3 separate regions of the Homo sapiens genome follow, and all the other regions are linked to region 1. A link is a loop called in an ENCODE intact Hi-C map of the cell type or tissue named here. Cell type or tissue: B cell. All regions are shown on one strand. Each heading gives the region's core, and the rest is flanking DNA. Links, peaks and the distances in the headings are about the cores only.

Region 1 (7,908 bases), core at 2,004-7,003:
AAACGTACAACATCATTTACCCCCATGGAATTGCAAATAAACCATTATGACTTACCATTATACACCTATCAAAGTTTCTAAAATTAAAAAGTTTGATGATCAAAAGTGTTGACCAGGATATGGAGCAAATAGAACTTGCATACACTACTGGAGGGAATGTAAAGTGCGCAGACTCGTTGGAAATTGTTTGGCAATTTCTTAAAAACTTAAACTTATACTATCATGTGACCGAGCCATACCACTATTAGGTGTTTTTAAAAAATGAATATATATGTCTACATAGACACTTGCATATAAGTGTGCCTAGCAGCTTTATTTGCAATAGTTAAAATCTGGAATTAGCTCAAAGGTTCATCGACAAACTGTGGCATATCCATGGAATAGTATAATACTCAACAATAAAACAGTGATGAACAATTGATACACTCTATAGTAGGGATAAATTCAAAATAAATACTCTGAGTGAAAGAAGCCAGATAATAATGAGCACACAGTGTATGATTTTATTATAGAAAATCTTAGAAAATGCAAACTAATGTACCACGACAAAAAACAGATTAGTGGCAGCCTGAAGATAGAAAAAGGGGATGTCAGGGAAGGTATTGAAAGAAAACATTGCAAAGGAGCACAAGGGAACATTGTAGGGTACGAATTCTTAATTATTATGATAGTGGTGATTGTTTCACAAGTGTATATATATGCTGAAATTTAACAAAATTTACACTTAAATATGTGCAGTTTATTGTATGTCAAATATAGACAAATAAAGGTATTAAAAACAAACCAAAAAAAAAAAGTGAGGTCAAAGAGAAGTAGGAGTCAGATTATGTCTAGCCTTGTCAGCCCTAATGAGAAATTTGCATGTTATTCAAAGTGCAATAAAGAGGAAAGTCGTCAACAGATCTTATGGGTATTCACTAAAAGTAAGTCTAATAAAACAAAAGTGCTCCATGTTCAGAGCAGAGTGCTAAGCGCTTTCACTTAGATGATCGCATTTTGCCTTTCCCATATTCCAGTGGTTATTAGTTTTACTGATAAGGAATATGATGATCATGGAGATTAAGTGATTCCCCCAAGGATGCAGCAGCATGGCTGGAATTGGATCATGACTTGGCTTCCTGAAAAACCCATCTGTGCTCAACTACACAGAACATCCTATCCTAAGGGAAAGGTGCTTGCATTCCAGAGGGGCAGAGGAGATAAATTGCTAAATAACTATAACACAAGGTAGAAAGCGTTCGCTGTTATTCCAAAGTACAAGCAAAGAGTTTTAAGAGCTCATTGGGAAAGGGAGAGAAGCATCCAGATGAGAGAAGGCAAGTTGGAAAATAGGAACACTTTGCAGAGCTGATTGTCTTTTCCTAGACCTTCAGGGATAGATAGGATATGAACAGGTACATGTGGAGGAGAGAAACTTTCTTGGTGTAGGAAACTGCATAAGCGAAGCTACAGAAGTCAAAAAGCAAATAGAGTTCTTAGAGAATAGTACATCAACTCTTTTGGGAGTGGCATAAAAGAGTTGACAAAAAACAGAGTAAAAGGAACAGTTTGAAATTTAGGTGGAGTCATATAATTTGGTCTAACCCAAAGCACCAAGCTAAATTGTGTGTTTGCTGGCTAGATAACCAGGTTAGTCTTGAGGACTAATAAAGACGCCTTATTTTGGGTTCTGCTGGTTTAGCGAAAACTATGGTTTCCCAAATCGTGTACTTGTCATAAGAACTTTCTAGGCCGGGCATGGTGGCTCATGCCTGTAATCCCAGCACTTTGGGAGGCTGAGGTGGGCGGATCACCTGAGGTCGGGAGATCGAGACCAGCCTGACCAACATGGAGAAACCCTGTCTCGTCTAAAAATACAAAATTAGCCAGGCGTGGTGGGACATGCCTGTAATCCCAGCTACTCAGGAGGCTGAGACAGGAGAATCGCTTGAACCCAGGAGGCGGTGGTTGCGGTGAGCCAAGATCATGCCATTGCACTCCAGCCTGGACAACAAGAGCAAAACTCCATCTAAAAAAAAAAAAAAAAAAAAAAAGAATCTTCCATGCATGCATAGAGAATTAATGCTAACCACAAATCATCTAATGAAGTTGTTACTTTATTGATAAAATAGTGGCTGATAGAGGTAACATGTCCAAGGTGAGTTAGACTTAAAGATACACCTAACACTATTTCTCAATTTCTTAAACAATTTTCCTTTCTACTGTATGATATTGTCAGATACTCTCAGCCCATGGTTTTATTTTCCCTGAGCTTTCTGTACACAATTTTAATAACAAGGAGTTAAAGATAGGAACATTTGCTGGAGGTGAGATTATCACAGCAAACAACACTTTGTAGGAAACAGATTGATGCCTGTGCTTGTGGGCAGAAGTCTAAAAGTAGTCCAGCTGGATTGCTGAATTGAGAATCTTTTAATATATTTAAAAGAAAATTTTCTGTTGGAAGCTGAATACTGTATATTGTGAGCTTGAAGAGAGTCTGGGTCTTGAACAAAGGAGTGAACTTACAATCACAAAACACATGGGCCTGAGCTGTTTCTATGTATATGTACATCATTGACGGGATGAAAGAAAGAAATTCCAATCCATGCATGAGCAAATTCATTCCGTAAGTGAACATCTACTAAGCACTCCCTATATGTCACACACAATGCTAAAGTAATTAGAGTAACAAACAACTCTTGTTTTTTTTCTATTGAAGGTCCCTTTTCTGCTTCTTTTGGTCCCACTCAATACCTTTCTTTGGCCCCCTGCCCCACTCTGTGTGGTTTGTTTGTGGCTGATAATCAGAGTACTCTATAGCTGTTGGGGTGGGCAGATCTCTCTCCCAGAACTGCCCCCAACAATCTTAGCTTATCCATGTAACTAGCGAGTGCCCTCAGGGGTCAGCATTGAGACCCAGTCCTGACCAATCAGAATCTCCCCTGGGAATTTATATATGATCACTGAGAATTTATATATGATCACATGTTCTTTCTTTTCTTTTATGTCATAAAATACAAGAATGTAATCCCAGAACATCATGCCACCACTACTTAGCAAAAGCCCATTTAAACTGTATGTGAATAAGGCCAGTCCTCAGAGAAGAGTGGTGCCAGAGTCAAATGATGTCAAGTCCTAGAAATTGGAGTCACTGGATGGAGTTACACCTGAGATCAGCACAACCCAGTGCTTCCCACTCGAGTGAATCAAAACTCTCTTTTCAGTGCTTCAGTGATTCTGAAAGCTGTTATTCCCATGAGAAAGTGTTCTGACTAAAGCAGAAATACAACAGATTTGTAGTGAGCCCCCACTCTGTGCCAGGTGTATACTGAGGGAGGAGCTATAGAGATGAGTACGGTGCATGCTCCCATCTTTGACGATGTCAAATCTGTTTGGGGGGATGTGCATGCAAATTATACTGTGAATGCTGTAGGGTAATAACAAGAATAGAAGTTAAGTGCCTGGCACACTGAAAAGACAAAGAATGGGTCAGGAAAATCTTCAAGATCTGGAGACACCAGTGCATGTTCTCCAACAATGAATAGTTTATTGCTCTGAAGCAAAAGTTGGGAGCAAATGGTTTCCATACAGAAGATGAGTATCTGCAAAATATGGGGTTTTAAAGTAGCTTGGCAGATCTGGGGACCCCTTAGAGGGTTGGTATTGTTGTGTGGGTTGGGGTTGTCACTGGAAATGAAATGAAAGATGCAGAGAGATGCCAAATGGTGGAGTGCCTTGATGGACACTAGCCTTCCACATTGAGGACACATGGATGTATTGCTTGTTGGAAAATTATGAGCAGACTCAGATAAATGATACAAGTGCGGTAAAGAATGTCAGATGTAAATCTGTACAGACCATGATCAAAGCAGACATCTCTGCTATGTTTGCCAACTAAAGGGAAAACTCTCCTGTCCATGAATCAAGTCTCCAAAAAAGGCACCTCATTTCCCACGATACTTACTGATCTTGGAGATCACATCAGAAAATTTTTATCAACCTGCCATTACCATTCAAAGGAAAATTTCCCGGTTACACTTTCATCCTGTAGGTCTAGGCAGGCCTTGAGCTTGTCAAAAGTTTATTCCTACAACTACTCCTCATTCAGGAGGAAATGTTTATGTGAGGTCTATGGAATCTATCAGCTTTGTTATTTGATATTTAGGAGACTTAAGTTGCTGAAGAGGTGGAGCTGTTTCCTGCTTATCTCGGAATCTCAATACTTTAGTAGATACACAGTGAATGTTTGCTGAATGGAATTGTTGGGTATCTACCTTCCCCACCATGAGAATACCTAGAGTGGAAAATGTATACCTTCAATTTCTTGAAAGTCTTGATGTGTTATTTTGCTATTAATTATCCAGCAATCAGAGGTCTGGGTTTAATATTTTAAGAAGGAGAATTTTAATGAGAAATGAAGTGTAAATATTTATGTCCAAAAATAACATAGCAGCAATTAATAGGATCTCCAGCCTCTGAGTGTCAGAGTTTCTAGGCATTATTTTCTCTAATTATATTCTCTAGCTGGCATCCGTAGGCACAATCTATTTCTACCTCTCCTTTTGCATGGCCTCATTTTTATAAGTATAAAAGTTCAAGAATAAATATAGGGTCCAAATCAGACTGCAAGAATTAATCTAGCATAAACATGCTGAATCTGTATGAGAAAGTCTATTATATTATCCATTTTTAAAGACTGGCTCTTTGTGCAAACCTGCTATCACTTTCTATGTATAATTGCCTAAGCAGGTATTCATCTTCTCAAACATCTGCTAACACTGGCAGGCCCCAAAATAAACTTCCACATTAGCAAGTTGCACTTGAAAAAAAAATGTATCCGGAAACATCTGCTGAGCTATTTTCTGTTTTCTTCCTCCCTCCCTCCCAGGTTTATTGAAGTGGAGTGAGGTGTAAGTTGCAGCTTGAGATTTCAATCTCAAGAAGGGGAAGCTCTGAAGGGAAACAGCTACTTGGCAGAGATAAAATAAGGGTTAGAAAAATCTCAAGAGAGTCCAGGCACAGTGGCTCACACCTGTAAACCCAGCACTTTGGGAGGCCAAGATGGGCAGATCACCTGAGGTCAGGAGTTCGAGACCAGCCTGGCCAACATAGTGAAACCGCGCCTCTACTAAAAGTACAAAAATTAGCCGGTGTGGTGGCACGCACCTGTAATCCCAAGTACTCAGGAGGCTGAGGCAGGAGAATCGCTTGAACCTGGGAGGTGGAAGTTGCAGTGAGCTGAGATGGCACCATTGCACTGTAGCCTGGGCAACGGAGCAAGACTCTGTCTAAAAAAATAAAATAAAATCTCAAGGGAAGGAAATGAGGTATGGGGTAAGATGGAAACTGTAGGGGAGTGGACATAACTCTGGGAGTATATGGTACAGTGCCAAGTTCAAATCCCTCCTCTGTCTCTCTTTACTTGGATAGTTTTGGGCAAACAGGTTCACTGTGAACCATACATTGCCTTTTTAAATGACTGTAGTAATGCCAGTCTCAGAAACATATTGTGCCATACACAGAATGATATATGTAAACCTATTCAGTACATAGTAACATTCAATATAAATGAATCAAATCCACTTTTGACAGACAAATTACTAGGACAGGAGAAATAATCTGTGAATGGAGATTCTCCTTCTGAAATCTCAGTGATGTCTGGTTTATAGTCACTCGAAATGTCCTCTGGCTGTTGTTACTTACATTCCAACTCATGAGAGAAAGCCAAACAAAGGTGAGAACACATGAAAGAAATTAACATTACCACCCACCACCTCATTCAAGGCCAAGTCCATTCTTCCTTCTTTAAGATGGAAAGTTCGTGAAAGAAAAAATGACTGTTGGGAGGCCAATGTGGGTGGATCACCTGAGGTCGGGAGTTCGAGACCAGCCTGTCCAACATGGAGAACCACTGTCTGTACTAAAAACATACAAAATTTAGCTGGGCCTGGTGGTGCATGCCTGTAATCCCAGCTACTTGGGAGGCTGAGGCAGGATAATCGCTTGAACCCGGGAGGCAGAGGTTGCAGTGAGCTGAGATTGCACCATTGCACTCCAGCCTGGGCAACAAGAGTGAAACTCCATCTCAAAAAAAAAAAAAAAAAAAAAAAGACTGAATTTTACTTGTTTGTTTGTTTTCCCATTAGCTTTAACACAGGGCCCTGAGCAAACAGCAGACGCCCAGGAAAGCACATTGAACTTAACGCAATTGGATGAGAGTAGGAAATAGAAGATGATGCACGCTTCCAGTGTTGGCCTTTCCTATCAGTGCATGTCTTCTGGACAGCTTGGGAAATTCTAGCAATTTTGAGTCCTTGCCTACTCACAAAGCCCTTTATCTTCCAACCCAGATTCTTTCTAAAATGCAGTTCACTTTGGGAGAAATTTTCAGGACCTTTTTTGTTGTTTCCTTTTTAAATTTCAGATATTACCTCTTCCGGGGAGATTCCCTCAGACATCCAGTCTCACTTCTGTACTTTTCTACTACATTTTTCATCTCTGGATATATTAGTTAAGATGGCACTAGTTGTTTAATGTTGACAGTGGGGTGTTAAAATCTCCCATTATTATTGTGTGGGAGTCTAAGTCTCTTTGTAGGTCTCTAAGGACTTGCTTTATGAATCTGGGTGCTCCTCTATTGGGTGTATATATATTTAGGATAGTTAGCACTTCTTGTTGAATTGATCCCTTTACCATTATGTAATGGCCTTCTTTGTCTCTTTTGATCTTTGTTGGTTTAAAGTCTGTTTTATCAGAGACTAGGATTGCAACCCCTGCTTTTTTTTTGTTTTCCATCTGCTTTGTAGGTATCCAGGAACTGAACTCAGCTCTGCACCAAGCGGACCTAATAGACATCTACAGAACTCTCCACCCCAAATCAACAGAATATACATTCTTCTCAGCACCACATCGCACTTATTCCAAAATTGATCACATAGTTGGAAGTAATGCAATCCTCAGCAAATGTAAAAGAACAGAAATTATAACAAACTCTCTCTCAGACCACAGTACAATCAAACTAGAACTCAGGATTAAGAAACTCACTCAAAACCGCTCAACTACATGGAAACTGAACAACCTGCTCCTGAATGACTACTGGGTACATAACGAAATGAAGGCAGAAATAAAGATGTTCTTTGAAACCAGTGAGAACAAAGACACAACATACCAGAATCTCTGGGACACATTTAAAGCAGTGTGTAGAGGGAAATTTATAAAGCAAGAGCAAACACATTCAAAAGCTAGCAGAAGGCAAGAAATAACTAAGATCAGAGCAGAACTGAAGGAAATAGAGACACAAAAAACCCTTCAAAAAATCAGTGAATCCAGAAGCTGGTTTTTTGAAAAGATGAACAACATTGATAGACTGCTAGCAAGACTAATAAAGAAGAAAAGAGAGAACAATCAAATAGACACAATAAAAAATGATAAAGGGGATATCACCACCGATCCCACAGAAATAAAAACTACCATCAGAAAATACTATAAACACCTCTACACTAGAAACTAGAAAATCTAGAAGAAATGGATAAATTCCTGGACACATACACCCACCCAAGACTAAACCAGGAAGAAGTTGAATCTCTGAATAGACCAATAACAAGCTCTGAAATTGAGGCAATAATGAATAGCCTACCAATAAAAAAAACTCCAGGACCAGACAGATTCACAGCCGAATTCTGCCAGAGGTACAAAGAGAAGCTGGTACCATTCCTTCTGAAACTATTCCAATCAATAGAAAAAGAGGGAATCCTCCCTAACTCATTTTATGAGGCCAGCATCATCCTGATACCAAAGCTTGGCAGAGACACAAAAAAAAAAGAGAATTTTAGGCCAATATCCCTGATGAACATCGTTGCAAAAATCCTCAATAAAATACTGGCAAACTGAATCCAGCAGCACATCAAAAAGCTTATCCACTACGAT
Region 2 (7,908 bases), core at 1,323-6,322, 210 kb before region 1:
TATATAAATTTAGACTCAGTACATATTTATTAGATACCTATGCAGGCTATTGTGTTATGCTAATACTGGTTTAATAATAATAATAACTGTTATCATTTAAATGACCTAGGCACTATACTAATTCATTTATTTTATTTAATTTTTAGAGCAATTCCAAAAGGTAGATTTTTTGTTGGGGGTACAGGTTCCCACTCTGTCACCCAGGCTGGACTGCAATGACACCATCACGGCTCAATGCAGCCTCAGCCTCCCAAGCCCAAGCAATCCTCCTACCTCAGCCTCCCAAGTAGCCAGGACCACAGGTGCAGGACATCATGTCCAGCTAATTTTTGCTTTTTTTTGGTAAAGACGTGGTTTTGCCATGTTGCCCAGGCGGTTCTCAAACTTCTGGGTTCAAGAGATCTGCCCACCTTGGCCTCCCAAAGTGCTGGGATTATAGGCATGAGCTACTGCCCCCTGCGGGTAGATACCATAATCTTCATTTTTCAGAAGGGAAAGTGGTTTAGAGAAAGGAAGGTGAGTAATGTGATTTTAGATGGTGTCTAGCAAAAGTAGGGTTTTGAGTCTAGATTTTATTCTAGTTTTAAGCTTTTGATTCTTGTGGCCCATGCCGCTCCCACATACCCTGTCCCTAGGGGATTTCCAAATACCAATCCCAGATTTCTTTTCTCAAAAGTTTTGTTTCACTATGTCCATGATGCAACCAACTAGAGATAGATACTGGAGCACCCCTGCCCACTCCTTCAGGAGTCCTCAAGCAAAGACACAACGACTACAGGAGTTTGTGTAGAAATGACGTAGCTCTCCGGCCCCTCAGGCAGGCTAACTCTGAGGCACGTCTTCTACATTGTTCTGGAATTCTCCAGTAGACACAGTAACAAACGCTTTATTGCCCATTTTGTTTCCATTTCACTTCTTTGTTCCCCTACTTATGTTTGCTACTTGCACCTGTATCCCTGTTGCTGAGTCTCCTTCTGGGCAAACGCAATCTAAGAACCCTGCAGGAAGGCCAGCATCTACTTCCAGGAAGAAAACCTGGAGCCCATGGTGGAGTGAGTGCCTCGGTTTTGGAGAGCTCCAATGACAAGGTAGTCAGTGTAGCGCCTTCGGTTTGCATAATACAATTGATGACTTATTTACAGAAAAGCACAAGTTATAGTGAACTGAGCTAAAATTGAGTGCATTGAGGGCAAGACACAGAAGATGAGATAGGGGCAGGAGAAGCTTGGAGGCATATTATAAAGACACTATGGTTTAAATAGATGGAGAAAAGAAAAGATGTTATAGAACAAGGGGCTCCTGAGAACAAGTGCAGAACAGAGACAGGCATCATTGGCTTGGTCAGCACTCAATCACTTACTAGTATACATTCTTTCATTAATACTAAAATGTTTCAAATTTATAGAGTGGTTTTGTTTTTGTTTTGTCTTTTTGTTGTTGTTGTTGTTTTTTGTTTTTTTTTTTTGACAGAGTCTAGCTCTGTCACTCAGGCTGGAATGCAGTGACATGATCTCTGCTCACTGCAACCTCTGGCTCCCAGGTTCAAACAATTCTCCTGCCTCAGCCTCCCGAGTAGCTGGGACTACAGGTGCACACCACCACGCCTGGCTAATTTTTGTATTTTTCTTAGAGATGGGGTTTCCCCATGTTGGCCAAGCTGGTCTTGAACTCCTGACCTCATGATCCACCCACCTCGGCCTCCCAAACTGTTGGGATTACAGGCATGAGCCACGGCACACAGTAGAGTGTATTTTTTATGCGTCACATCAATCCCACGTTTCAAGCTGATAGCAAATGGGTTACATCATTTGAATTGTGACCTCTGATAAAATATCTTATTTTGCTAAACCTATTAGGTGAATATTTATCATTCTGTCATTTAGTGAGGGAAAATAAGGCTCTTAGAAACAGAGCCAGAGTTTATGCAACCAGTCTGTGAAGCCACCTGGATGCAACACTGAACTACAGTAAAATAACCATAATTTTGAGCTACATGCCAGGAATTGGGGTGAACTCTCATTGCAAATGGTATTTTGTTCCATCTTCCTGGTGATCTTTACTAAGGTATTATCCTTTCAATTTTTCAAAAGAAATGGGAGTCCAGCATGGTTAAGCTATTTATAGAGCTAATAAGTGATGTGTTTCTGAGGGAAAGAGAAAAAAAAAGTATTTGGTGTCAGTTTAACCCTTTTTTTCTTTTGCAGCCCATGAAATTTTGCTTGTAAATTCTGATGCAAAGCAAACCATTTCTATCCTTCTCTCACAGTAGAGATCCTCATTTCTTTGATCAAGTGCCTTCTCCAGACTCATCCCATTCCAACAAGCCCATATGGACTGTTGGCTGTATAGATTCTGCTAAGCTAAGCCCCTGGCCATCTAGAAGCAGGAGATAACCACATTAAGCTTCCCATTATGTCCCTGAGCCTTTTGTTTTGCAATTATAGGAGTGCAGGTTCTGTCTAATACAGATGGGCAGAGGGCCAGGAAAAGACTCTGACCCTTCATTGTTTATGGGAGAATCTGAACTCTGCCAGCACTCAATAAAAGCAAAACATCTGCAATGTACCTGCCACTATCAATCAACGAAGAGCTATTGGTAAGCTGAACAATGACCCTCTGAAGCTATCCATGTTTTACTCCCAGCAGCCTGTGAATACGTTACTTTACATAGGGAAAGGGACTTTGAAGATGTATTTAAGGATCTTGAAACAGAGAAATTATCCTGGATTATCTAGGTAGGCTCAAAGTAATCATAAGAATCTTTATAAGAGGGAGGAAGGAGAAACAAAGTCAGTAAAAAGATGTGATAACAGAAGCAGAGGTTGGAGTGATGGGCTTTAAAGATGGATGGAGCCAATTACTTTTTTTTCCATGAGCCAAGGAAATGAGTAACTTCCAGAGGCTGGAAAAGGCAAGGAAATGGATAATCCTTTAGAGCTTCCAAAAGATGTATGGCCCTAATGACCCATTTTGGACTTCTGACATCCAGAAATATGAGATAATACCTAAATGTATGTTGGTTTAATCCACTTAGTTTGTAATAATTTACTACAGCAGCAATAGGAAATTAATACGCTAGCTAATCATTTCATCTGTGGGCAGTTTCAAGTCAACTATATGTGTTGACTTATAGTATATGTGATTCGGGCCAGGAATTGAGTGCTAAGTACTACGAATCAGGGTTTTAGAATGAGATGTCCTGAATTTGAATCCCAGTAGGGCCACTTACTAGCTATATGATCTTGGGCATATTAATTACACACTATGTGTCTTAAATTACTCATTTGTAGTTCAGAGATCATACCAGTTTTCTTTCTTGGTGTTATGGTGATTGTATAACATAATATATTAAGTTATCTTAGGGCATAGCATTTGCATTATGCATTTTCTTTACTCTCGTTTCATTTGTTTTCCTTCTCTCATGCAGTAAGAAGTATATTTTTGTGGATTACCCTATCAGGAAACAGGAACTTTTATTAAATTTCTTGTTGGCATGACCTCTTTCTTGATAATACCTGAGGAAGTTGTTAGTTTAGTATTTCATAAAGAGAGCAGGGTTAATTGCAAACAATCATACCTTCATGATAAATTGAACCATTTATAAATACCTACAGTAATTATGATCTGACAAATGTATACAACCACCAATTACTTTTTTCCAGGATCCTGATGCTCTGTGCCCATTCTGGCTGGTCTTTCCTTCTAGTGTCTTAACTGATGGGATGATGGTTCACTTCTCTGACTCCAGAGCTGCCCGTGGTCAAAGTTCAGCCCTCATGTATTTTGTGCATTTCTGTGTGGCTGGTGAAAATCCACATGTGTAATTTGCCGACGGTTCCTCATTTCCCCCATACTTTCCTCCTCCTGTGATTGCTTCTCACAGTCCCTGCTTCTGTCTTTTGTGGAAGGAACTTTATTTGCATTCTTAGTTGCAGGAGAGAAAAATGACACCTTTGGGAATCAGGTCTATCTTTAAGACTGTTCCATTCTCAAAAACAGTCTTCTTGCTGCCCTTTCCTGTCTCTGCCTGCAGAGGCACCCTTTTCCTGTCACTTCCTGTGCTCCACTAATACTACTCAGAGTTGAGTTAAATTGTTTTCTGTCTGAGGTTCCCCTGGTAAGCAAGTTTAGGTCCCCTTGATGTGAGTCTCAAAACTGATCACTTTGTCATTCCTGCAAAAAGATTCAGCCTCTGATATTTAGCTTTTATTCATCTGAAAAACATGCATCAATACTTCCCAAATGCATCAAGAATTGTCTTGAGCTAAATCCTGAAAGCAGGCTGAGGAGCATCAGACGTAATTAGCTCCTTCCTGCAGGTCTACCCTTCTCCTTTGCAGGGCTCAGAGCAGGAGAACAAATGCAGGGCTACAAACTATATGGCTAAATATTTAAATATTACACATAAAAAAGCAAACTATTTAAATGTGCTATACCCCACTGCCCTTGCATACCCCTGATACCATGAATTAAAACAAATGAGCTCTTGTCATGAGTGCCAAGCCATTCCTTATTATGAAATGATTTATTTCATTCAAGCCATCTGAAAAGAGAAGATGGGGTAAACTAAGAAATTTGTCTTTTCTCTTCAGTATTTTCTTGCTCAAGTCCTTCCTGGATACTGAAGCAGTACACATGTTTAAAGTCAGTAGTTGGCATAATCCACAAACCTTCAAGAATTTTAGATGTAGGCATCTCTTCTTCAAGAACATAAGGCAGGAGATATGAGAAGAATTTCCTGGGGTTAGAATAGTGTGGATAATAGAAAAAGATGTTTATGGTCAAGGTTGTCCTGTGTCTGCAAGAAGTATCAGATCACAAGTAAAAGAGCCATTCCCGTTTTGTTTAACAAATGTGTGTGTGGTTATGTGTGTGTGTGTGTGTGTGTGTGTGTGTGTGTGTGCTTTACTGGATACTTTAAAGCACAGAGCTCTGGGCAAAAGCCCCTCTTGGTAAGATTTAAGAACCATATTTTCCCAGGTTTTCACTTAAAGTGGCTGGAATGAGCTATAGTCCTTTAAGAGCATGGTGGCAATGTGCTTAAGAGTGAAAACTGCCTGGAGTTACAGAAACTCCCAGGTTTTTGTAATCTAGTTGAACAAAAAAGAATTAGGAATATGAAGTCATTAGCATTACAAGGCATCTCTTGACTGAGTTAAGTGGTAGCAAGGATGATAGCTTTGTTAATAGTGTGGAGTTTCACGCATGGATTGCATTGGAAACACTAAATTTTGTATATGGAAAATATGGGATTGGATTGGAGAAAGAGAACATAAAAATTACAGTGCATAAAACTTCAATAAAAACATCACGCAATATTTTATGTTTTTCTTATCACATGGGATGAGAATCCACATCAAAATTGTCACATTAGTCTCCATCACAGGGTTTATTAATACACAATCTTGAGGCTCTGAGAGTGCTGCAAAGGGAGATGGAGAATAAGGAAGGTTATGCTGGGTCAAGCCCAAAGAGGCAGGAGCAAATTGAACACAGTATTGGGTAGGCATTGAGAGGTTCAGAGAGAACAGAATCAAGCAGCAAGTCACAGGCAAGCACCCAGCTTTCAGTGCTGGGATCATAAGAGCCTGAGACAGGACAGGAACCTTCTGAAATCATCCAAAGATAAGATGAAAGAATAAGAAGTGGAGAAAATGGGAGCGCGTGTGAAGGCAGTTAAATACACCCAGACCCTTGCATAAAAGGATGCCACTCTTACCCTAAGAGCAGATAGGAGAAATGAGTTTAAAGATAAAAAACCACAAAAGTTTAATGTAGCTACTGGGGTTTCTCTCCTGGATTCTACATAACTGAAAGGAAGACAAGGAGTAATGAGTCATATGGAGATCAGTAGATGTCTTTTAATACTGATAGAGCTGAAACGGAAGAAAGTGTCATGGATATCCATTGCCAGGTAGGCTTCCTGATCGTCATCTTCAGTGTTACACATATTCATTCACCCCAGCAAAGACCATGCCAAACCCGTCCACGTGAGGATTAGGACCTGGAGCAGCAGCTTAGAACATGTGGTTCTGACTACCCAGACAAAGGGCTTGGGCTGCATGAACTACTTCCCGAAGGCTGTCATGACAAAGTACCACAAACCTGGTGGCTTAAAACAACAGAAGTTTGTTTTCTCACAGTTGTGGGGTCCAGAAATCAGAGTGGGTAGGGCAGTGGTCCTTCCAAAGCCTCTAGGGTAGAATCTTTCCTTATCTTTCCCAGCTTCTGGTGGGTTCAGGAGTTGCTTAGCTTGTGGCCGCATCACCTCAGTCTCTGCCTCTGCCTTCACGTGGGTCTTCTCCTCACCTTCTCTTTGTCTCATCAAAGATTCTCCTGCCTCTTCTCTTAAAAGGACATCTGTCATTGGTTATAGGGCCCACCTTGAATCCAGGATGATCTTGAGATTCTTAATTACATTGGGCAAATACTCTTTTGCTAAATAAGTTCACATTTATAGGTTCTAAGAATTAGGACTTAGACATATCTTTCTTGGGAACCACTATTCAATCCACAACACTGCATATACCCACGTCTTTTTCCAAAGCTACCACCGAGGTAGGTCCACCCTCTTCTGAAGAATATCCAGGAAGAGGGAGAATGTGAAGGAGGCCAGGGGTCCTACTGAAGAGGTCCATCCTCAGTTGATAAAAACCAACATCATGAATGGGGACAGCTGTTCTCCCTAACAGTGCCATAATAATAACAACCATTCAATGTGCCAGGTACTTTTGTAAGCAGTTTAGAGGTATTAACTCATTTAATCTCCCCATGAACCTGTGAGAAAAGGACTTTTATTATCCCCATTTCAGGTGAGAAAACTGAAGTATAGAATGTTAAACAACTTATCTGAGCTTATGCATAAGTAAATGGTGCAGCTGGAATTAAATGCTGGCAGGCTGGTTGCAGAGGTCAATCTTAGCCCCTGACTTTCCACATCACCTGGTACATTTGCCATCTGTACTATGATGAGACTGGGGTTATCATATAAACCGCTCTGGGAGAACTATGATCAATGGTGCCTTGAACTACAGTAAATGTACAACAGGGAAAAGTTGAGTAAATGATGGTCTTCCCCTCTAATAGGATATTCTGCAGCAACTTTAAAAGTATTTTTGAAGATATTTCATGATAATCTAAAATATTCATAAAATCATGTTAAGAGAAAATGCCAGATTATATGTAATTCAAAAATATATCTTATATCTATAAATATATTCATAGAAAATAAATCAGAAAAAGTATATTAATATGTTAATATTGGTTGTCTCTACATTGGAAACTGTTTCTTCTGTCATTTCTTCTGTATTTTTCAGATTATCTGCAATAAACATATATTGCTTCTATGGAAGTAAAAGCAAGGCTGCTATTAATTGGGGCCAAAGAGAAAGATAAGAAATAATTCAAATTGTTTCCAGGAACTGGTAGATAAAAAACAAAACAAGACAAAGAAAAGGGCCCCATCCTTGGGCCTGTGCAGGAGCATAAAGAGGAGAAGCATTAGGTTCTAAAGAATTTTGATTAGCAAGAGCCAGACAAGAACCTCAGGGGTGGTGGCTGCACGTGCATGGGGTGACATGAGGAAAGGTGCCACAGAGCACACAGAAGACTCCCAGTCGGTTGATTTCCTGTGTTTTCTGGCTGAAACATGGAGCAGGCATCAGAGAGGCCAGAAGGATAGCTCAGCATTTCCTGGGCAATAGTCCAAGCTTAATTTTGCTCACAAGGTTTTTACACGTTCCAAATGAGAACACTGTGGTGGGCCAGCTTCCTACGTCTCCACCTACATCACTCATGGGGGAGCATTTACGCCAGGTCTTCCCTGTGAAACCTGATTCTGTATGCCCAGCACTGAGGAGGCCATCTCCAGATGAAGCAGAAGCCCTGCACCCTACCCTACCCTACCCT
Region 3 (7,908 bases), core at 1,758-6,757, 370 kb after region 1:
AAAAATTCCAAGAAGTCACAGGTGAGGAAGCCATAAGACAACATCCTTTTTCTCTGTGAGAGAAAAAAAAAAGTGACTTTTAAAGTGCACTGAGTCTGCTGAGTACTTGTGAATAATTTCAGAACTGAGACCCTATAGCACTCTTGGAGCTGCTGAGCCAGCTGCCATCCCCGCACCCCACCTCACCAACTCCCTGGCTTCCCCCACTTGTGCCAGCACTGCCAGGTGGCACTCAGAGAGCCTCCAGGGGTGTGTCTCCGGACCTGCCATTACCTACAGGAAGGGGCTTACATAGACCAGGGAAAGCCAACCCTGCCTTTTCAAAGGAACTTCATGCAGCCTGGGGACTTTTTTGACTTCTGTGAATTGTATCATCAGCTTTCCTGGTTCTCAGGGGATAACTATCTATCTTCTACAGAAAAATCTTTCTTTTCTATAGAGAGAACAATGCTTTCTCTCTCTCTCTCTCTCTCTCTCTCTCTCTCTCTCTATATATATATATATATATACGTATATATATATATGTATATATATATATACGTATATATATATATATATATATATACGTATATATATATGTATATATATATATATACGTATATATATATATATGTATATATGTATATATATCTTTATATAGAGAGAGGTAGATACTTATTATATATATAATCCCTCTTTACATGTTCCTCAGTTGGGCCCTGAGCACTACAGCTTGTCTCCTTTATCTGGAAGCTGATTGCATGCCTCCCCTCTCTCCCTGGCACAGCAGCTGGGAGCAACTTGCACATGACCAGGCTTTATCATTTTACATTGGAAATAATATGTTTCCATCCAGGATTTCAGTGAAGCTTCATGTTCAATCTTTTGGGAAGTCAGGACAGGGGGAAATGTTGTTAGTTTTTTCTTAACCAGAAGAACATAGAAGCCAGAAGAGACAGTACTAAGCTATTGTCCCCTAAACCAGTTTCTGGTGGAGAAAAGTGAGGCTCAGGGAGGTAAAAGTGTCTGCCTCAGTTGGTTCATCAGCGCCAGTGGCAGTGCTCTAAGGAGACGCCAGGCCTCCGGTAACCACTCAGTGTCAGAAGTTCAGGCAGCAACAGGTGCATGAGGAAGGAGTGGGGACATTCCAGAAATGCAGCTGTCAGGAATTTTTTAAATTGTTTTCCTTTCCTCTTGGGCCAATCATTGGGTATTTACATTCACTGTGGTCACCTGAGCCAGGTACCGCAATTGCATGTCCTGGAGTAGAAACTGATGTGATACCCAAGACTAACACTTAGTTCCTTCTTTGCCTTTAAGTACTAAGTGGATCTGTGATTTTAGGCAAGTGATTGTCCCTTTCTGGGCCTGTGGTTTTTTTGTTTGTTTTACTTTTTTGTTTTTTAATTATCATGACCAAAAGTCTTTTATTATTAACAACAATTGCACACTTTTTGTTGGGAAAAAAGGTATACAAATTATAAAACAGTTAACAATGTTTCCTTAAGGAGAGAAGTGTTAATGCTCTTCTCTAATTATGCTTTTAATGGTATTTTGTTCTATTTTTTTATTTTCAATAGCTTCTTTATTTCCCTTGGGATATTGAAGCTTTACTTAATCTTATTCTTTCTAAGTAGGGTAGAGAATTCCTGTTTCAAGTCTCCACAAAACAAAATCCCTTTTCTTGACATAGTAGAAAGGACAGGTGCTTGGATGTTTGGTTGGCAGGGGAAAGGAAAGAGTCCAGGTGCTACTGATAGAAATATTCAACCAAATCCTCCAGTTTTCGACTCCACCACTCACTGTGGTGCCTTCCTCAAGACCTTGGAGCTCCAAGTCTCTGAAGAATATTTCAGGCAATGAGAGGAGTCCCTGACTAAGGTAAAACCCTCCTCTCTGTCTCTTTCTGTGTGCGTGTATATGTATGTATATGTATATGTATATGTATATGTATATACATATACATATTCTATTGCTGCTTCCTCCTTAAACTCCACTAGAATAACAATGAAAGGTATTTAACATATTAATCCACCAATGTGAATAGTTGAGAGATGCCAACAATTTGAAAGATGGAAAAGAGGTCTGCAAATGCTCATTGTCGTAGCACAGCTGAGAAAGCTCACTGAGGCGCTGAGAGTGAGATGCGAAGGGACGGCCAGTGCAACACGGGCCTGTGTGTTTTTATGGACAGTATGAAGGTATTGAAACTGATCAGTAGTCTTCAAACATTTTCTTTCTTTCTTTTTTTTTTTTTCTTTTAGCAGGGAGATCTATTTCTCAAGTGAAAGGTAACTGAAACTGTCATGCATGAAACAAGCCCAAGCAAGCAGCTGCAGTTGCATGGTCAGCTGAGCCAAGGGCAGAGAGATGAGCCAGATGGGCTTCCCGCCCCTGGAGGGAGCCCCCATCCCCAGAGGGCAGACTCTGACACTCCTTCCCAGGTTCTTGGGGCATCACCAAAAAGAGTGGAAATCCCTACATGTTTTATCTCCAAGGGTCTCTAACCTTCTGTAACACTGCTCTGTGAATGCAATGAGACCATGTAAGAAAAGCACTGAGTAAAACCAAGAGCCTCATGTTTTGTTGCTATGCTGATTTTAATCTTTGAAGGTAAAGGGCCCTTGTATCTGACCTGCAAAGCACTTGGGCTGCTGGCTTTGCAAGGCATTGGCAAGAATAATACCTAAGGTACAGCTTCAAGAAGGTGGCTTTGTTTTCTCCTCTGAGAATAAGGGACTGAAAAAGTGATGAGTAACTCGGAAAAAAATAAAAGAGAACAAGAGAGAACAAAGTAGCTTTTCTTGATAAAGCATTTCCTCTAACCTGAAAGCTAGACACGGAAGCCAGGGAGTGCAGGAATTGCCCTGGCTGTGGCTAGTCACCATGCCGCCACCCCCAAATTCTTCTCACCACCAGATCAGCCAGGGAACGGCTTGCTGAAACCTGCTGGCTCTTTCTTGTGACCTGGAAGGATGACAGAGAGGCTGACATCCTGGAAGACCTCATTGCCCTGGGTTCCTTAGGAATCACAGAAGGGAACTCATTCACTCATTCATTCATTCAAGAATAGTATAGACTCTGCACAGTAGAGAAAACATGTATATCATTTTTCCAGATTCAACAGCTAGTGAATTTCCTGTATGCCAAGTCTTTAGAACTCAGGGATGAATGAAATTTCACAGGCTATTCTGTCTCTGAAAATCAAGTAAGGCAACACTCACATCCCCTCTGGGAAGCCAACCTTAGCCTCGTAGTCTGGATAAAATTTCACTATTATGTGCTACCTCAGCAGTTATGTACTGTAGCATCAGTCACATCCACTTCAGTGTAAGTTCTGGGAGGACAGGACATGTGTCTCTAGTAGCAGAAGAGATTGGCATGACAACAACCTCCAGTAGGTGTTCTACTAATTAAGTTTAGAAGAATTTAACTGTGGAGCCCGAGGCACGGGGATCACTTGAGGTCAGGAGTTCAAGACCAGCCTGGCCAACATGGTGAAACCCCATCTCTACCAAAAATACAAAAATTAGCCAGGCGGGTGGCACACACCTATAGTCCCAGCTATGTGGGAGGCTGAGGCAGGAGAATTGCTTGAATCCAGAAGGTGGAAGTTGCAGTGAGCCGAGATCGCGCCACTGCACTCCAGCCTGGGTGACAGAGTGAGACTCTATCTCAAAAAAAAAAAAAAAAAAAGAATTAACTATATTTAACTTTGCTTACCACACCACACTATGTACCCAATTACTTGTCTGTCTTCCCTCTCTACTCTCCCTATGGGCTGTGAGCCCCTACGAGCCCCTAAAGGCTGGAACCTTACCTCTTCCTGTCTGGCATCACATGCACTGTCTCATTCTATTGTGCGGAGACGTGAGCCAGGTCTGAATTCAAATCTATGACCCTGCCACTTCCTGTGGGGTGCATATCCTGTTTCAGTTTCCTCATATCTCAAAATGAAAATGAAAACACAATTTCCACACCTACAGCTACGAAAAAGCTTAGAAAGAATGCCAGTGATCTGCCTAGGACAATCCATAGCAAAGCATGGGCACACAGTAATTGCTAGCTATTAATAGAAACTTCAATTTGTTTAAACTCCTAAAGCTCATTGAATTGCTGGAAAAAAACAGCCTCTAGAGAACTTCTGTATATGCTTTTTTTCAGATTCGCCATGTTTTAACATTTTGCCACATTTGCTTTTTTATCCTCTATTTTTTCCTATTCTCTCTTTCAAATATTGTTAAATATAGTAATGCACACATACATACATACACAAACATGTATGTGTGTGAATTATGCATTCTAAAATTATTGTTTTCTATACCATTTGAAAGTAGATTAGCTACATCCTGTTCTTTTATTTTTTAATATTTCAATGTGTATTCTCTAAGAATATTCTTTTAAATAATTTAACCACAATGGTATTTCATTTAGGAAATTTAATGTTATAATATTTTCATCTAATCTACATTTTAATATGCCATATTTGTCATTGTCCCAATAATAATAATGTGCAAGTGCTCTTCCCTTCAAAACAGGATCTGGTCCATTTAGCAATTGTGTCTGTTGAATTCCCTTTAATTCAGAACTTTCTTCAGTCTTTCCCACTTTCACGACACTGACATTTTTAATGAACACAGGCCCCTTGTAGCATATTCTTTAATGTGGGTTTGTCTGATGCTTTTTTATGATCAGATTCAGGTTATGCATCCCAGCGGGGATACTCATAAGTGATGGCATTCCCTCTCCATGCACACATCCAGAGGCATGTGACATCCATCTGTTCCTTATTGCTAATGTTAATTTTGATCACACTGTCAAAGTGACATCTCTTTATACTAATACTGTGTAGTTACTACTTTTCCCCTTTTTGACTAATATGCAATCGGTGGAGAGACCTTTTGAGACTATAGGAGTATTCCATTTCTCAAAATTCCTCTGACACTTGGTACCCATGGATGATTCTTGCCCAACCAACCCTTACTAGGATGGTTAGAGCACAGTGAGTTCACAAATCTACCACCTCCACTTTTGTCATAGGTTTTCTACCGTAAGAAGGAACTATCTCTAAAGAGGCAAGACAGTGTGTCTGAGGACATTTTTCCTGTTACTGCAAAGAAATAGGAACTTTGTATCCTGGTAAGAGGTTGCGCTGGAGACAGGGGTGTGTATGTTAAGCCTACAAGAGCCCCGAGAAAGGCTGGGAACAAATCAGACCCTAAAACAAGGGAAGTGAGAGACCTTGAGCATGAAGGAGCAGAAGAAGATGAATTATAGGAGACTCGTTGGTGTCAGGAGAGTCTGGGCACCAGCCACAGGCAAAGGCAGGTCATATGGCACTGGGACCACAATCTAGTTAGTCCACTAGGAGAGTCTCTTCCTTTGAGTATGTTTGCTCTTCCATAAAACTGTGACAATCATATTGATGTCATAGCATTTTCCTGTGTTTAGGCTGATGTTGGATGCAAAGTGCCAAGCACACTGTTTAACATCATGTAAGTGCTCACTAAATGCCCCCCTTCCCTTCTTCCGTTCTCTTGCACTGTTCAGATATCGCCATGGAAACTCTCCTCTCTGCTTTCACTGAGGCCCTTTAAAATTTTTACAATTACTTTAACAGCTCATTTTTTTCATCTGAAATGAGAAATTCTAAAGGTAATAATATACCATATTTGCTGCTAACAGTAAATTAAATGCAGGGTCAAAAACTGCTTCTGAACTCAGCTAGGAAGTCTCGTGGATGCTTTTATTTGAAAATTTATTGCATTATTCTTGATACATTAAATATAACAAAATTAATTAATTATTTTCCATGATAATGATATCTCCATTTTATTGTTGTCATTAAGATACAATAATTATAATTGCCAGTTTTAAAACTCGATACCTAATATTTAGTAGGCCCTTAATTAGGTGCTTTGCAGTCATTACTTATAGTGCTCTCAACTGACTTATGTCAGCATTCTCTCCACTTTACAGATGAAGATATTGAGGCTCAGAGTGTCTGTGGGACCTGCCAATGGTCTTATTCCTGAAATATGGCAATGCAGGCTGTAAAAGTACTCTGTCTCCAAAGAATGCATACTTTGCTTTTTGGCAGTGATTTCGATGTGATAAAAATTCCATGTTTTCCATGAACTTCTGTATTTGACTTAGTATAGAGCTAAATTTAATTAACTATGTAATTGAGACAGGGATGGCTGTTGCACACCTCACATTCCATGTGCTCCCCTTCACTTCTCACTCTTCCTTGCAGTGAGGTTGAGGCCAAGTGACTCTTTCTGGCCAATGAGTTGTAAGCACAATGACACATGTTTCTTCCAGGCTGAAGCAATTGCAATCTGGTTTGCTTCTTTCTTCTCTCTGTCCCCATGCTGAAGCAACCTTAGAAGTGACATGTTAAGGAGCTATATTATAAGGTGATGCAAGCCTGGATCCTTGAGTCACTCGAGGGAGGGTCATCCCAGGATCCTAGGCCAACTGCATTAGACTCTGTGTGTGAAAGAAATCAACTTCTGTTGGGCTAAGCCACCATGATTATAAAGTTTATTTGTTACTGCAGGACAACCTAGCCTACCCTAATAGAATGGTGAATCCTTTTAGGTGACAAGTTATCATGGGTGGTGTAAGAAGCTCCTGATTTTGGAGGTCAAGGAGGCTAGATGCCTCTCCTTACCATCATCAAAGTGAAAACTGAATTCCATGACCTCTATGTCTATTTTTAGGCAAATTAAACATAGTCTTGTTATTATTATTTAAGGGGATAAGTGTTAAAAATGAACCTCTTCCTTTTCTTTATTGAAATTTAGTTTAAGCTGAATGAATGAAACTTCCACTGCAAGCAAAGAGGATAGAAGAGTAATCCTCATGAAGCGGCTGTTGTACACTCAGGAGGATATGTTTTAAATAATGTTCCCACAAAAAGCACCTGCAAACATCAGAATCTAAAGGAAAAAAATCACAACAAATGAGATTCAGCCTGATTAGGGAAAATGATTTTCTCTATCACTTTTACACTGCAAGGCCAGGCTTTGTCTGAATCTTATTAATACGAGAGCGATGCCAAGATAACTAAGGCTGATAAAGAATAAATACAATTTGACCGGATTCAGCTACAAATATCAGATGTTTTGAAAGATTATCATAAGTGGCTCAAATTCACTTAATTCTTTTATAAAACAAGTTTTTGTTGGACTATAAAATATTTTCCAATTTCCCTGGATGACAAATGGCAAAAGAGGTTAATTAAAAGTCAACTGAAGACTACTTAGGCACTTAAACATGTAATTTCTTGAGCTTCAAACTTAAATAGCTCAAACTAGTTAAAAAATAGCTTATTATTGTAATTCATGTATTTCCTCTTTAAATATACTTTTCTTAGTTTGATTTAAAATCTTACTAAAAGTTTGAAAAAAAACTAGTCGTTTAATAATCATTCCGTATTTGAAGGAATGAATGAGAATATACATGCAAGCACAGAGAAGGGTACAAGGGTCTCTTGCGATCCTCAGAACACTAATTGCAGGCTTCTCTGTCCCTCTTTACTTATATTTTCTTTCTCACCTCTGTGTCCTCACCCTGGCACCTTTTCTCTCTCTATGTTGGATTATCCAGCTGTTACACATCTGTCAGAATCCTATTACTTCCTCATGACCCAGGTTAAATTGTTCTTCCTCTGAGGTGCTCTTTCAGACTCTCATATTCTCTCTCTTGATTTCCTGTTACATTCTTTGGGCAATTCCCTCTTCATTTCAGGAAGTTTATAATTTTTACTATTTTGTTAATTTTATTTTCATATTTATATTCTGCTATGCACCGAATGCTTGTGTTTTCCCAAGATTTATATATTGAAGCCTAAATGTCAATGTGATGATATTTAGAGGTGGAGTCTTTGAAGAGTAATTAGATCATGAGACTAGAGCCCAGATG

The links. Hi-C counts contacts between places; a loop is a spot of excess contacts. Peaks named below come from ENCODE experiments on the same cell type or tissue, not always from the same donor. Only the 100,000 strongest peaks of a DNase experiment are listed, where the experiment ranks them.
Region 2: a loop joins it to region 1, with 2.2 times the contacts of the local background. A loop is called at or near these places in 1 of 110 quality-filtered maps.
Region 3: a loop joins it to region 1, with 4 times the contacts of the local background. A loop is called at or near these places in 1 of 110 quality-filtered maps.

What each region holds. Positions count from the first base shown.
Region 1 is chr4:11,095,372-11,103,279 of GRCh38, forward strand. No RefSeq gene overlaps it. Among named protein-coding and RNA genes, the nearest start is that of MIR572, 270 kb to the right of the region's middle. In B cell, for the core only: no CTCF peak of the experiment used is centred there; DNase peaks (open chromatin) are centred at 3,260 and 4,860; H3K4me3 peaks cover 1,830 bases; H3K27ac peaks cover 3,170 bases.
Region 2 is chr4:10,889,572-10,897,479 of GRCh38, forward strand. No RefSeq gene overlaps it. Among named protein-coding and RNA genes, the nearest start is that of LINC02498, 160 kb to the left of the region's middle. In B cell, for the core only: CTCF peaks have their summits at 4,078 and 4,280; a DNase peak (open chromatin) is centred at 4,040; H3K4me3 peaks cover 388 bases.
Region 3 is chr4:11,467,972-11,475,879 of GRCh38, forward strand. No RefSeq gene overlaps it. Among named protein-coding and RNA genes, the nearest start is that of HS3ST1, 43 kb to the left of the region's middle. RefSeq lists an enhancer at 2,211-2,400. In B cell, for the core only: no CTCF peak of the experiment used is centred there; DNase peaks (open chromatin) are centred at 2,640 and 3,860; H3K4me3 peaks cover 1,772 bases; H3K27ac peaks cover 3,233 bases.